Linked DNA regions of Homo sapiens: region 1 is linked to region 2. A link is an interaction called in ENCODE POLR2A ChIA-PET data of the cell type or tissue named here. Cell type or tissue: HepG2. All regions are shown on one strand. Links, peaks and the distances in the headings refer to the core of each region. The heading gives the core; the rest is flanking DNA. Region 1 has its middle 43 kb from the start of SVIL. Region 2 overlaps SVIL-AS1 (SVIL antisense RNA 1).

Region 1 (5,384 bases), core at 272-5,271, 270 kb after region 2:
AGTAAAGATGTATTCATGGGTATCTTATTGCTACATGACTGATCAGTCCAATTGCCCATAGAACTGATGTTTATGGTTTCTTTTGAATAAACATAGAAATTGACCCTTCCCAGTCTTGAAACATAAGAAAGTTACATTTGTCTTATCTGAGCTCCTTTCTCAGGAAACCAACCATCAGTCCTCTGAGATAGTATCACAGAGCTGAAACTTACCAGATTACTGCATCTGGGCAATAAAACACCAGACCCCTCACCCATCATGATAACTACTGACCCCCTGCTTCCTGTTGACCAATTCCTCATCCTTACCTCTCTCTAATTCCTGTTTCCCATGCATGGTTACATTTCTTCCCTGCTATATAAACCCCTAATTTTAGTCAGTCAGAGAGATGGATTTGAGACTGATCTCCCATCTCCTCACCTGCAGCACCTGAATAAAGCCTTCTTCCCTGGCAGTACTGATTATCTCAGTGATTGGCTTTCTGTGTGGTGAACAGCAGCAGGATCAAGACCGAACCACTGGTGTTTTGGTAACATTACCTCTCAGTGTCACCTAAACACATACACACTCATTCATTCTTCTGTTTTTAAGTGGAAAAAAAAGAGTGTGTGTGTGTGTGTGCGCACACGCACAATATAAACTCTTTGAGAGCAAAGACTAACTTAATAAACACAAATACTAGGTAAATGCTAACCAGCTTACCCCCAATGCAGAGAGCTTACAAAGCAGTCTTTGAGCATGATGATAAAGTAAAACATGTTTCTGGAACTGCACACAGAGGTTTGCAGAGATTTCCTCTTGTCAAAGGTAAGTACAAAAAAATCCACAAGGGTTTGGCTGGCTCCAATGGAGCAAGAGAGGTCACTCTGGGCCCTGAGTTATCACCTTAAGGGGCCGGAGCAGCTGGCAGTTGGAACACTGAGCTGGACATTGGTTTGGAGAAATTAGAGCTAGCTTTTTCTGCTTTTGACAACAGCCTTGACCACACAAAGGGCTACATTTAGGTTGGCATTTGCCTAGGATGTAACGCCCATTTGGCCGTTTGGAGTCGATTTTCCACCCCTCTTTTCCTACTGGCACACAGCTGTGACCCTTGGGTCTTGGAAACACCTGTGGAGATTTAGCCTTGGTAACAACAGAGTTCTTCCCAGGTCATCAGAACCCATCTGCCTCCTAGACTAGAGATCACTTACTTACGGACATTTCTAAATAAAGGATGACAAAGTAACTGGATCAACTACATGTTTAATCATTGCTATTTAAATGTGATCATTTCTCAATTTCAAATTTAAAAAGTGTAAACTTAAGGAAAGAGAAATAATGCCAGGGACTAAATAGTATTAAATCTCCCTCCATGTGAGTGCCCCAGATGTCCTATTCTATAAAATTCTCCCCCTTCCCTTTTTGCCTTCAGCTCAGCAGACACCCTTTGCTGGGAACTCAGATGCCACAAAGATGCATTCACTTTCCACCCCCAAGTAGTGTTTCCAAGCATGCAATGTGAACGATGCTGGAAGGCTTCCATTCCTCCTGCCCCTTTGTCTTGTCATGTACAGGCGATATCCCCAAACCAAAGAAAAAATTCTGCCAAGAGAACCAAGCATGACCTAGCCCTGAATGCTGTCAGTGCTGCTCGGAATAACACCTGGGTCAGAATGACAGGGTCTCACTCTTGCCCAGGCTGGAGTGCAGTGGCACAATCATAGCTCTCTGCAGCTTCAAACTCCTGGACTCCATGCAATGGAGCCCACGTAATCCTCCTGCCTCAGCCTCCTAAGTAGCTGGGACTATAGCTGTGCAGCACTATGCTCAGCTAATTTTTATTTTTTTATAGAAACAGGTCTCACTATATTGCCTAGGCTTCTCTCAACCCCTGGGTTCAAGCGATCCTCCATCCTCAGCCTCCCAAAGTGCTAGGATTACAGGCACGAGCCACTGTGACCAGCGAGGATACATTTTCATTGGCCACTTACTGTCGGATTCCCAATTCCATAAGGAAAGAGGGAAAGGGATGGCCCTTTCCACCCAAGTGCTGTGTAAACTACATCAGGAGCTCATTTGTGCTTGATGCTCCTCCTTCAGTGATCACATCTTAATGTTCTACCTTCAACTCAAAGAAACTACAATGTTCAAGCAGGAAGCCACCCCAGCAATGATCCTGCCTACCTGCCCTCAGTCTAAGGTGCAGAAACATTTGTCTAAAATGGGCAAATATCACTAGAAAGTCATTTATCTTCCTTTTAGAAGTGAAGCCAGGGTCTACCTTATCTGAAAGACAAAGGCTCTAGAACAGCAATCCCCAGCCTTTTTGGCACTGGGGACCAGTTTTGTGGAAGACAATTTTTCCATGAACCAGGGGTTGAGGGGGATGGTTTCAGGATGATTCAAGTGCATTACATTTATTGTGCAATTTATTATTATTACATTGTAATATATAAGAAATAATTATACAACTCACCATAATGTAGAATCAGTGGAAGCCCTGAGCTTGTTTTCCTGCAACTAGATAGTCCCATCTAAGGGTGATGAGAGATAGTGACAGATCATCAGGCATTAGATTCTCATAAGGAGCATGCAACCTAGCTCCCTCAAATGCGCAGTTCACAATAGGGTTCATGCTCCTATGGAATCTAATGCTACTGCTGATCCGACAGGAGGCGGAACTCAGGGGGAAATGCAAGCAATGGGGAGCAACTGCAAATACAGATGAAGTTTCACTCGTTCACCTGCCGCTCACCTCCTGCTGTGCAGGTTCCAAACAGGCCACAAACCAGTACTGATCCATGGCCCAGGGGTTGGGGACCCTGCTCTAGAATCTTGCTAGAAACCCTGCATCTGTGAATGGCAGGTGTATGTTGATTTAGCCAAGAGGCTGTTCCCTGGAGGAATTCTGTTCAGTATAATGCAGGTAACTAGCCTGAGTAAGAAGAATCAACAAGCTTTTGTCCAAAATGAAATTAGTGAGCAGAGTAGAAGCTGGAAGATGTGTGGGGGATATTAAAACCCCTGCTCCCTTCTCGTCCATTGCTTCTGCAGCTCTCCTCTCACATTTTAGGTTGAGGGTACCCTGAGTTGACCTGAGCTGCATGACCATCTCCCAGCATTGGTTTGCTTGTAGCAGCCTGTGTATAAAATTAAAAACACCTGGGTGGCCAGGCACAGTGGCTCATGCCTGTAATCCCAGTACTTTGGGAAGCTGAGGTAGGTGGATCAACAGAGGTCAGGAGTTCGAGACCAGCCTGGCCAATATGGTGAAACCCCATCTCTACTAAAAATGCAAAATTAGCCTGGCATGGTGGCGCACGCCTGTAATCCCAGCTACTTGGGTGGCTGAGGCAGGAGAATCACTTGAACCTGAAAGGCAGAGGCTGCAGTGAGCAGAGATTGTGCCACTGCAATCCAGCCTGGGCAACAGAGAGAGACTCCGTCACAAACAAACAAACAAACAAAACAAAAAAACACCTGGGTTTAGAGCTGCTTGTAGGCAACTAAGGGGACTAACTTGCTCCACTAACTTTTACTAAATTCTCAAATGTCATGGTAAATAAAAATGACATATATTTGTGAGAAGAGAAGGTGCAGGTAATGAAGCCAGTGAAGCCACAATTTAAGAAATAGTGACAACTCCTTTCCACATGCAAGTCTCCTCTGCATCAGATGGGACTTCTTCATCAAATATGTTATTAGAAAAACAAAAACCTAAAACCAAAAGCATTGAGTACAGATTGGAAAGTCTGAAGATGAATGATTAGAAAGCCAGCCACTTTTTTTTCTTTTTTCTTTTCCTTTTTTTTTTTTGAGATGGGGGTCCCACTCTGTTGCCCTGGCTGGAGTGCAGTGGCGCTGATCACGGCTCACTGCAGCCTCGTCTGCCCAAGCTCTAGAGATTCTCCTACCTCAGCCTCCTGAGCAGCTGGGACCGCAGGCACACACCACCATGCCCCGCCAAGCCAGCCACTTTCTAAATACCTTTCTGTTGGGTGGCACTGCTAGAGGTCAGGGATCCAGTTCCACCTTTACAGAAGTTCGTTTACAGAAGCCCGAGCTACACCATTGCACAGAATATCCATGTCACAAACCTGTACATGTACCCCCTGAATCTAAAATTAGAAAAAAAAAAAAGTCCAGGTCAGGCTCAGTGGCTCACACCTGTAATCCCAGCACTTTGGGAGGCTGAGGCAGGAGGATTGCTTGAGCCCAGGAGTTCGAGACCCTCGGCAATATAGCGAGATCCTATCTCTCCTAAAAATAAAAAATTAAAAATTACCCGGCATAGTTGCATGTGCCTGTCATCCCAGCCACTTGGGGGGCTTAGGTGGGAGGATCTCTTAAGTCCAAGGGGTTGAGGCTGCAGTGAGCCGTGACTGTGCTACTGCATTCCAGCCTGGGTGACAGAATAAGATCCTATCTCAGTAATAATAAAAGTCTGTTTAGTCAAGGAGATCAGCACCAGAAACATACAGACTGGCACATGTTCTCATAGGCGTTCTGTCCACTCTCCCCGTCCCACCAGTGGAGGTGCATATGACCCAGCTAGCTTCTTGGAGGAGGCACCTGAATGGCATCTTTAGTGATCAGTCAGATGCAGCCAGTTGAGAAGGAAGAGGGAAGGTGTTCCAGGTAGTATGCAACACGAGGCCTGGAGCCTGCTATTTTCAGAAAGTTGATAGGAATTACACATGCTACAGCATGGCGCATGGGCAGGGGGCCGTGGGATGGGAGCCTGCACCAAATGGGCCCCGATGCGTGCTGTGATCTTGCACTTTAGCCTCAGGGCTATCACCAAATATTTATGCTGTAAAAAGTGTACCATGCATTTAAGAAGGGTGATGGAGTTTAGGGCAAATCAAAAATAGCAAGAGAGGCTGGGCACAGTGGCTCACGCCTGTAATCCCAGCACTTTGGGAGGCCGAGGCGGGTGGATCACTTGAGGTCAGGAGTTCAAGATCAGCCTGGCCAACATAGTAAAACCCTGTCTCTACTAAAAATACAAAAATTAGCTGGGCGTAGTGGTGTGTGCCTATAATCCCAGCTACTCAGGAGGCTGAGGCAGGAGAATATCTTGAACCCAGGAAGCAGAGACTGCAGTGAGCTGAGATCATACCACTGCACTCCAGCCTGGGCGACAGAGTGAGACTCCATCTCAAAAAAAAAAATAGCAAAGAAAGTGGGAGGGAAGGAGAAGGCAACCAGCAGGCATGGACACTACCTGCTGGGCTTGCCTCACAAACAACTGGCTCAGGGGCAGGAGACGGAAAGTCCATGGGAGAAGCTCAGAGCACTGCAGGGCGGAAGAGAGGTGAGTTCCCTGTGGAGGTGGGGCAGGAAGCTGTCATAAAGGGGTTGCATTTGTAATTGGCATGGTAGGGAATGGGGCTGTGACT
Region 2 (5,384 bases), core at 122-5,121:
GTGGCGCCGAGAAAACACCATTCCGAGGGCCGCCGCTCGGCCGGCCGGTTTGCTGCGCGGAGCTCAGGGCGTGGCGGGCTGGTTTGGGCCCGAATCCGGCCGGGGGCGCCTCGCCTCGAGCCCCTCGGGGTTCAGGCTGCCTGCCACCCCGAGACCCAGAAGACGTAACTTTCCCGCTTGAGGGTTTCTGTGGGGCCTTCTCTAAATACATAATGTCCTCGGGAAGTTTCGTGATGCCTTAGGACCCATTCCTGGCCTGTTTGGGCGCAGCTTAATGTCGCTTCTTTTACTTTTTTATTAGTCGTCTGTGAAAGAACAGCTGGATCTTGTGAAGTGCTGGAAATTTTCTCTTTAGTGTAAGTGGTCCACGGCTGAAGCAGTCGGACCACCTTTGAAAATAACGTGTAATTGTTATTTCTCATTTTGCCACATCCTGTGGAGACAAAAGATTAGTGTTGTGTCTTTTCATTTTTTATTTTTCTTCTTGGGGAAAATAATATTGACAATGGAGTTGAGTATAAGGTAAGACATGGATCTAGGTGGATGTTGCTAGAGGGTTGTGATTTCATCGAGGTCTTGGAACAGAGTTCAGGTGAAGTCATTCTTGCCATCTGATTATGAGTAGGTTATGTTCAAGGCCGTCCTAATCCTTAAACCACATTTACACTCCAGGGGCTGTAATCAGTTTCATATTTTAGCTATACCTTCTGATACACATATTTTTTTTTTTTTTTTTTTTTTTTTTTTGTGACGGAGTCTCGCTCTGTTGCCGAGGCTGGAGTGCAGTGGCGAGATCTCAGCTCAGTGCAATCTCCGCCTCCCGGGTTCAAGCGATTCTCCTGCCTCAGCCTCCTGAGTAGCAGGGATTTCAGGTGTGTGTCACCACACCCGGCTAATTTTTGTACTTTAGTAGAGACGGGGTTTCACCATGTTGGCCAGGCTGGTCTCAAACTCCTGACCTCAAGTGATCCACCCGCCTCGGCCTCCCAAAGTGCTGGGATTACAGGCGTGAGCCACCGCGGTTGGCTGATACATATCTTTCAAATAACTTGTTATTCATGTAAAATTTTATAAATGGAAGTATCCTTATACAAAGTAGAATGAAAGCTTTCCTCAGGTAACTTTTAAAATTACAAACCTGCACATTCTGCACATGTATCCCAGAACTTAAAGTATAATAAATAAATAAATAAGATTACAAAGTCCTACTTTTTTAGCTACTTCAGGATTTTAAAGCTTACTATGTAATATATTCTGAATTTTTTTTGTATTTTTAAAGTTTGACAATACATTTTTCCAGTATTCCTCACTTAATGTACTCTATGTCTACTGTAGTCAGAGGGGTTTGCACATACCAAGGAATAGAATAATGAAACACTATGGGTAAGCAAACCAGTATGATTTGTGTGTGTGTATAAAAGGGATGAATAAAATTATTTACCTGATCATCTGTTATTGCATGTACATATTTGAGGGTTAAAAAGTTAATATAATAAAAATTGCCTTAATAGGAATTTTATAATCTTGTGATCTTTCTTTTTCATTTCTCTTTTTTTTCCTTGACATGTTGGTTCTCATGTAAGTTCAGGCATATGAAATTGGCATTTTTGAAGTCACGAATGGTTGGTTGTCATTTCTTGTAGTTCAACCCAATACATGAAATTGGGTTGAAATTGGTTAGCACTTTATGTAAATTTATTGCATGGGTGACAAGTTAGGGTGGTTAAAATTTTCTGGAACGTTAACTGGAGTATATAAATGAGATTCGTTCCCCGTCCCCCGTCCCCGCACCACTGCTTTTTTTTTTTTGAGACAGGGTCTTGTTCTGTCACCTGCTGGAGTGCAGTGGTGTGATCACGGTTCACTGCAGCCTTGACTTGCCTGGCTCAATCGATCCTCCCACCTCAGCCTCCTGAGTAGCTGGGACTACAGGGACGAATCACCATGCCTGGCTAGGGTTTTTTATAGAGACAAGGTGTTGCTGTGTTGCCTAGGCTGTTCTTGAACTCTTGAGCTCAGTGGATCTTCCTGCCCTCAATGGATCTTCGCAAAATGCTGGTATCATAGGCATAAGCCACCATACCCTGCTCTACTTTTAAAATTTTTTTTGTAGATGGGATTTCCCTATGTTGCCCAAGCTAGTCTGGAACTCATGGGCTCACGCCATCCTCCAGCCTTGGCCTCTCAGGGTGCTGGGATTACAGGCATGAGCCATGGCACCCAGCTGAGAGTCCCTTTTTAGAATAAGGTCTGTTAAGTGGGATTTATCAGTCTCTCTACTTCACTCCCCAGAAACAAATGTATTTAGGCCTAATCTTTTTTAAACTTTTTCCTCAATGTGTAGTGGTGGATTATCAACTGCTCACTGCAAAATTTTGGCACTGTATTACCTCTTTCGTGAAAGGACTGCATTTAGTGAGAAAGTTGTCTTATTTGTCTGGCTAGATATACATTATTGGCCTATGTGATATGCTATGGAAAAGAACCTTAAACACTTATCTTTCTGGATAAGGTGGGAATAAATGACTCCACTAAAATAGAAGCCTATACTTTTTAAAGTGAGTTAGTACAGAAACATTTGTCATGGGTGTGACCTTAAAGGGTTGTTTTTACCAAGTTTGTTCTGTTTCTTTATAGAGCTGGAGCTAGTGGAAGTGAAATAGCACTCATGTTGGGGAATTATTGCACAACAAAGGATATCTTTAAGCTGAATTAGTGGATTACTTTCTAGTGTATTTCATGGCGTTGGAGTCTAAAGGGTATATGATAGTAATCAGCAGATCAGGATTATGAAACTGGGGCTGCCACTTGTGTGGCCTTGTGTGTGATCCTTGAATGCTCTAGGCCTTCATTTCAAAAGTGAGGGGGTTGGAATAGAAACCTCTCAAACCCTATCTAGTGTTAAATGTATAAGACTGCGATTCTGTAGCTAGGCCCGGTGAGGTAGAGGTAGCAGAGTGTATCAAGAACTGGAAGGGATTAAAGAGACCTATTTTGTAAATTGCTGTCCCTCCTATGCATACCCTAGCCTTGCCATTCGTTTTGGTGAATTTCATTTGTAGATAAAGAAATGCAGATTAGTTATAATCACACTCTGTTTGTTGTAAATTTGGTCTCATCTAAGTGCCATGGTGGTAGTTACTCCTTCCATCTCTACCTCTGCATGGAAAGCATTTTGCTCCTTTAACTTTGAAATATGAAGGTGTAAATATACAATATTGTAAGAATGGTGCTTCTACCAGGTGCGGTGGCTCATCCTGTAATCCTAGCTACTCAGGAGGCTGAGGCAGGAGGATCACTTGAGGCCAGGAGATCGAGACCAGCTTGGGCAACATAGCAAGACCATGCCTCTAAAAAACTGAAAAATAAAAAAATTAGCCGGCCATGGTGATGCACACCTGTCGTGCCAGTTACTTGGGGGGCTAAGGTGGGAGGATTAGTGAGCTGTGATTGTGCCACTGCATTCCAGCCTGGGTGACAAAGTGAGACCCTGTCTCTTTAAAAAAAAAAAAAAAAAAGGGTCCTTCTTAATCATTTTGAGATTGCCCATTCCTTTCAAAATGTAATAGAGAAATGGACTCTCTGCCCCTTTCAAAGTCTAATAAATAGAGAAATGGACTCTCTGCCTAGAAAAATGCACACATGGAATTTAGAATACATTTTGGGCTACCAGGGTACCCCTGGCTAAGATCTGATGTGTACCCAGAGCCTGTATTAAAATTTGTTGCTTCACACCATGCCACCAATTCCCTGCCTCTCCTGACAAAGTACCATTAATGACAATGGCTGTTGTAAGGATTAGCAATCATGAGAGAAAAACCTCTGGCTTTTTGTCTGCACATTGCCATATGTTCAATAAATAATACCCAATATCATTATTATTACTTGTATTATTATTATTATTATTATTACAACTACTCTACAAGGTTATATTAACTTATGTTTTTGTAATAATATTTTCTGTGGTGACCACGTGTAGATATGTATCTTTTCTATTCTTAGATTATGGGTAACTGTTGGGAGAGAAGAAAATTTTTGTAAGTTTTATTTTAGAGTCTTATTAGTGCTGTCACCTAACTTATGTTTGAAGTAAGTAAATATAGTTAAGATGTGAAATAGAGAAATCTTGAATTTGACTCTCCTGTTTTACTTTGATTCTGTGGTGCTCGTTTTATGGTAAACACAAGAAAACAAAACCAAGTAAGGCAGAGTTAATCCTTCAAATATAATTAATGACACTGGGTTTGGAAACTACCAGGAGGTCATTATGTTTTGCAGAATACTCTGTGGACAAAACATATCTCTAGCAGCAGTAATCACAACCTTATGAATATTAGAATCTAATTAGAAATTAGAATATTAGGAATATTCATCAGATTTTTCTATAATTTAGACATCTGATGACTGTTTCTTTGATTTTATTAATACAAGCAGGTCAACAGGACAGACTTATACTTTAGAAGTTAACAAGTGAAGTTGAGTGATTTTAAAATTTAGGGCTTTAACATTAGCTTTTATTTTTGAAGAGCTTCTAATAACTGACACTTCTGCTTCATAGTTAGTAAAATAATTCTGGAAGATGAAAAACCTTAGAGTATCCTTCTAATCTGGTGTCTTTTGCTTTTATCCTTCCTTTCTAGTTTCCTACCATTTCCTAGGTTTAGTCCTTTGTTCTCTCCTGCCATAACCGTGGCAGTTTTCTTCTGTTGATTTTTCTTCCATTTTTTGTTGGCATTAACTTTTCAAAACAAAGAGCAGTTCTTGTCATAACTTTGTTTAAAAGCCTTCAATAGCTTCCAGTTGCCTACTTGGTTTTGTAAACCCTACCTGGTGTTTGCCTGAGTATACCTACTCTGTCCTGTGATCTTTTTTTTTTTTACCTCTCTTTTTACTGTATCTTTTCTTCCCACTTAGGTGGTAGCCATACTGCCTGTTATAGAATGCTAGGCTTTGATATCTTTCTGTTTGTGCTTGAATTTAAAGTGGATTACACATCAGATTTTTTTAAGTTACTTTACTTTGTTGCATTCCAAGAAACTTTATTTTTTCTCTTTTCATCCATGTCAATTAAAGCATGACATGTTGCTAATATCAGTGTCTCAGGACATACCGGAACAGTTAAAAACAACAACAAAAACCCCCACCTTTTGTACTTGGGGGATTGGGTAGGAGAGCATGGGGAATATATTTAATAGTAAACTACTTTGCTCTTGGCAGTTTTTAAATTGCCTTTCTAGTAATTTAATTCTTCTGTGTATACCTGCTCTGAGGCAGTATTTCTAGGAGCAGGCCTCCATCAGTTATTTTTATCTGCATTTAATAATTTGTGACTGGATATAATAATCATGAACACACTTATCATATGATTAGAAAGAAAAATTCTA

Evidence for each region. Peaks named below come from ENCODE experiments on the same cell type or tissue, not always from the same donor. Only the 100,000 strongest peaks of a DNase experiment are listed, where the experiment ranks them.
Region 1: POLR2A ChIA-PET joins it to region 2 with 5 read pairs; 2 of 35 experiments call an interaction of 5 or more read pairs at or near these places.

What each region holds. Positions count from the first base shown.
Region 1 is chr10:29,675,774-29,681,157 of GRCh38, forward strand. It overlaps a transcript of SVIL not described here. Among named protein-coding and RNA genes, the nearest start is that of SVIL, 43 kb to the left of the region's middle. In HepG2, for the core only: no CTCF peak of the experiment used is centred there; no DNase peak of the experiment used is centred there.
Region 2 is chr10:29,409,940-29,415,323 of GRCh38, forward strand. All of the region lies in intron 1 of SVIL-AS1 (SVIL antisense RNA 1), which reads left to right. Among named protein-coding and RNA genes, the nearest start is that of SVIL-AS1, 3.1 kb to the left of the region's middle. RefSeq lists a silencer at 1-116 and an enhancer at 2,964-3,013. In HepG2, for the core only: no CTCF peak of the experiment used is centred there; DNase peaks (open chromatin) are centred at 2,762 and 4,782; H3K4me3 peaks cover 2,821 bases.